Linked DNA regions of Homo sapiens: region 2 is linked to region 1. Evidence: chromatin loops called from intact Hi-C (ENCODE). Cell type or tissue: PC-3. All regions are shown on one strand.

Evidence for each region. Peaks named below come from ENCODE experiments on the same cell type or tissue, not always from the same donor. Only the 100,000 strongest peaks of a DNase experiment are listed, where the experiment ranks them.
Region 2: a loop joins it to region 1, with 3 times the contacts of the local background. A loop is called at or near these places in 1 of 110 quality-filtered maps.

The regions. Positions count from the first base shown.
Region 1 is chr2:15,030,781-15,033,280 of GRCh38, reverse strand. It overlaps a transcript of NBAS not described here. Among named protein-coding and RNA genes, the nearest start is that of LRATD1, 400 kb to the right of the region's middle. In PC-3, a CTCF peak has its summit at 1,340; no DNase peak of the experiment used is centred here.
Region 2 is chr2:15,141,176-15,143,675 of GRCh38, reverse strand. It overlaps a transcript of NBAS not described here. Among named protein-coding and RNA genes, the nearest start is that of NBAS, 420 kb to the left of the region's middle. RefSeq lists enhancers at 1,064-1,153, 1,544-1,613, 676-1,875 and a silencer at 897-1,191. In PC-3, no CTCF peak of the experiment used is centred here; a DNase peak (open chromatin) is centred at 1,135; H3K4me3 peaks cover 1,008 bases; H3K27ac peaks cover 2,213 bases.

The DNA of each region.
Region 1 (2,500 bases):
TGGAACAGGCATAGGATATTTATTCCCAGTTCAAAAGGGAGAAATAGGAAAAAGAAAGGAGTAAAGGGTCCCAAGTAAGTCTGAAACCTAACAGGGCAAACAGCACTAAACCTTACATCTTCAGAATAATCTTCTTTGGTCTGATGCTATGCCCATTGGAGTGGCCGTTCCACTTTCCAGACCCACTGGGGTGGTGGTCCTTTCCCCAGAGCTCTGCCAGGCAGGGATCCTGCCCCCAGGGTTCTGCTGGATAGTAGTCAAGTTCTTAAGACTTTGGGTAGCTCATGGCTTTGGGCAGAGGTTGGTTGGCCTGAGGAAAGCTAGGTGACCTCCTTCCCCTATGAAATCAAAGAGATAGCCATGATGATCTCTGAACTGCCTTTAGGGTCATTCTTCCCTTGTCTTGAAGAATAGAGCATGTTTTCAGCCAAATAGCTCTGCTGTGCCATCTGTGCTGCCCCATATGATAACCTTCCTTCATTCCTTCTCAGATCCTTCCTTTCAGTTGGAACTGGCAGTTTTCCTACTGGGGTAGCTGGTTAAGTCCGTGGTTCACACCCATGGGAATCTCCTTATTAAATGATCTCTCCACCATATCCTTGATGCTCTCTTCTGAACATGTTTTCTCATTTTTTGCAATATAGATAGGCCAAAAATTTTCTAAATATTTAAGTTCTAGTTCCTTCTTGCTTAATAACTCTGTCTTCAGGTTATTACCCTCTCCTTGTATTTTACTACAAGCTATGAGGAGGAATTCAGTTACTCCTTCAACACCAGTTTAGAAACCTACTCAACCAACTATCTAATTTCATCACTCACAAGTTCTACCTTTCACAAGACACTGGAACATAAATAAAATTGGGCAAAGTTATTTGCCATGTTACAACAAGAATTTCTTGTTCTCTATTGTTCAGTTATACAATCCTCATTTCCACTGGAGACCTCATCAGAATGGCCTTTTAAAAGTTTCTTCATAACAGTCTCAGCTTATTCTAGCATGCACCTCAAAACTCTTCCAGTCTCAGTACATTACCTCATTTCAAAGCCACTTACACATTTGTAGGCACTGTTACAGCGGCACCCCACTTCTTGGTACCAATTTCTGTCTCAGTCACAAACATCTAGTCCATAGCAAGGTGGAGTCCAGGAGAAGAGTAATGACTGAGCACACAGTATTAGTTTAACCCCTGGGGATTTTAGAGTGTGGTCAGGAAACAACTCGACTCCATTCCTCTGCAGCTGGTTCAGATCTGCACTGTGGCGCTAGCCAGCCCTGCCCTCTCTGTTCCTTCTCTGGTTAGTTACTCAAGACTTGTGCTGGCACCTCTGGCCACCTAGAGGCACACTTCTACACTTCTACATTCTTCCAGCTGAGGTCTCTTGGGCTTTCAGGAGGCCCTCCCTGGCAAGATCCAGGATAATCTCCAGCCAGTTCTCTTTCACAGGGCCCCATCTGACCCCACATCATTTGCATGAGGAATTCAGCACACACTTGCTCGCCCAGTGCAGTAGCCTGTCTTCATGCAACAGTGTTGCCTGAGCAGCTAGTCAGCCACAGGCCTTTCAAATTTCACAGGCATGAATAAGTTGGGTTTTCCAAGCTCTGGGAATGTGGGGGAAAAGCTCTCTTCATGGTTCCGAAGCCCCTCTTACTAGGCTGGAGTTGAGGGAGGAGGTGAGATGGCACACCAACTGCCTCTCCACATCTGTTCTCCAGCTTTTTCTCTCTCTTGTCTTTTATCCAACCTCAGCTATAGACCAGAGGTGGGTAGTTTGCTAGGGGTCTTCTGCCTCACTGTGGACCATGGGATTAGTTGGCATTCATTGTCTCGAGGCCTCAACCAAACAAAATTTGAAAGAGCTCTGTGTAACTGCCACAAAGAATGTAGTGCAGTTTGACTGGGACTTGGATCAGGACTGTGGACATGTTGAGATTATGGTTCTTAAGTCCTTTACTTTAAAAATGAGACTATTGAGGCTTAGAGATGCTAAACAACTTGTCCAAGCTCACACAGCTATTTAGTGGTAGAGTTGGCAGTTAACATGAGATTGTTGGTTGCTGATAACCCTTGTAGCTCCCAACTCCATGTCAATTATCATAAATTGCTTCATGACCATGAGATGCTTTATATTTTTTGACAGCCAATGATTGGCATATTGCTATAGGAACTATACATTCTGTAAAAACACTTAGAGATTATACTTTCTCTTTTTATATTTGTAATCAAATGATGGAGTGGCGCATAGCAGCCAATCTGTGATTCACAACTAGGGTTCTGAGGCAGTGCCGGGGACAAAGGAGAACACGGTCAGATTCCTAGGACCCTGACATCACACATGGAGAGGCCAGTTTGCCACACACAATCTCTTGCAGTGGTTCTCAATGAGAGGACATCAGCAATGTCTGGAGACATTTTTGGTTGTCATAACTGGGAGGAGAGGGGGTGATATTGATATCTAGTGGGCAGAGGCCAGGGATGCTGCTCTACATCCTACCATG
Region 2 (2,500 bases), 110 kb before region 1:
AAGTTGACACTCATTATTAACCATCATACGAGGGGTGTGTGGAGGTTATGTAACCACCACTTGCAAACCTCCAAAGGGCTGCAGAGGGACACACGTGCTCTGTTTGGCTCTAAGGGCAGGACGAAGCCCGTGGGTGGAGAATTCATCCAGTCCATTCAGAGACCCATCTCACAGACATGCCCTTGTTTCTAAGTTGTTTGTGTTTGTTCTGAGTTTCATGTTCGACTGACTCTTCAGTGAAATCACAAGGGCCTCAGGATCAAAACTGCTCCGTCAACCAGTGTTGGATTTGCAGCGGCCCCTGCAACATGAAGGTGCTGAGGGTATGGGCTTCAGAGTCAGACAAACTCCAGGTGGATCTCAGCTCTGCAGACGCGGACTTGCTGCAGGACCACGGGCTCAATGAGCCTCTAATTCTTGTTTGTAAAAGAAGGATCGTAATCGATTTCACAGGGTTGTTTGTGAGCCTTAAGTGAGATAAAGAATTGTAGAAAGGGGCTGAGTACCTGGTCAAGCCCTGTAGGTGGCAAAAAGGGGTAAATGATAACAGTAGGCTTCCAGATCTTCTGATCTATTTGGGGTGACAAGACACGCTGAAAGCAGAAAATAACCAAGTACATATTTCAACGGGCTGATGAGTGAGTAGTCTAGAGAATACTGCACGGACCAGTTTGTTTCTTTTGCAGAGCTAGTGTTCCAAAATGACTTGTTGCAGGAGGTCAGGATGACTCTTTGGGCACCCTTTGCTCAACCTTTAATTATAAAAACTATTAGCAAAACGGAGGGATGTTTCTTTTAACGTTTCAACATCTTCCTTGCCCTCATCTGTACGCTAGATGTAGGTTCAAAAGTAAAGCAAAGGTGCTCTTAAGATATCTCTTGAGGGGATGTGTGTTTCTATCCATGGAATGTTCCTTATCTCCCCTCTCCATCATCCTCTGCAGAGATAGACAGAGAGCACTTGAGAGGAAGATGACAGGAAGACTTTACAGCCGGCACCGTGGAAATAGCCCCTTCGGGGAACAGGATGTGGCAGGGATAAACCTGTATTTGGAGTTTTTAGCAAGGCCCAGCAGGATGACTAATGCAGGAAGGTGCCAGTCAGGGAGCTGGCAGATGTCTCTTCAAAACAAGGGGAGCGTTCCCTCAAATATTTGCCTGTCAGCCTTGCGGAGGCGACCATTTTTAGCTCTTCAATAAATTGTCCCTTTGTGGCAGTAGCAGCTAAGCCTCCTGACGTCATCTGCAGGAACCTTATTTGGTTTTGTTGGGGAAGCATTTCAAGCTGAGAAATGCACATGCCTCCTCCCGGATGTGACATTCATCTGCTGAGCTCAGCCCACACACCTGTGCCTCTCAGCAAAGCCACATGTGCTGTTTCGGGCAGAGGTTGACAAACGTCAAGGCTGGCTGCTCTCAGTTGCTCTATTATCTCCTTCCTGCTGCTGTCTTCCGGTTCCCCTCATTTTTCGTGCATTTGCAACTGTTGACAGGCTGGGTTGCTGAGGGTGGTTACCTCTGACATGCACTCCTCCTGGCATTTTCTGAATATCATCGTTCTGAAGTGTGTGTCCCCCAACACGTGGGTGGAGATGAATGGGTATTCCATATTCAGTGATTGGAGGTAATGCTGGATTTATTCTCTGACATGAATTTTGTGATTGTAAATGTCACAGACTCACACTGTTTTTAAATATGTTTATGACTTCAGAGTCAATGGGAATCTGAATTTCAAGAGCTCATTATTTCTCTTTCCAGGAAGGGGAAAACAAAACCCGTACAGACATAATAACATCTGCTGAGTTTATTTGGTGCCTGACATCAGTGATGTTGGATTTGAACTGTTCTCTAGCATCCCCTGCCCCTTTTTTATTGGGGGAAAGGGTATGATCTGCTAAAGAAAGCACAGGTTTTGAGTTCTAGTCTCTCCACTTTGCCTGAGTGCATGAGTGGCCCCTACGGTAAAAACAAAAAACAAAACAAAACAAAACAAAATTGATTTTGCTGAAAATGAGCAATATGTTCACATTGTGCATCAAATATCTTGGTTTTGTATCAAAATGAGTCTAGCCTTTATAAACCAGCATGCTAACTCTTTCCTCAGCTTCAGTTTAGGGGTTAATTGTAATGTTTAAAAACAGAATGACATCGTCTCAGGCCTCTAGAATATGGAGTAAGAAACAGATCAAGAGAAAAGGGCTCTCCCCAGTCCAAGCTCTGCCATTCGCTGATGCTACATCCTGGATAAGACCACGAATCTGCCTGAGCCTCACTGTTGTCGTCTGTAAAACGGGTGCTGTGATTGCCAACTCACTGGGCAGTCCCCGGTACTAAATGAGCTAGTGTGTGTGTGAAATCACTGAACTCATAAGATTTGCTCATATACACATGTTGGGTTTAAACAGAGGAAATCTCACCATAGTCTAGGCCAATTCAAAATTGTAGAGCTCTGCAGAGGGAGCGGGAGAGGAAGGAAAAGAGTGAAGGAGGGAGGGAGAGA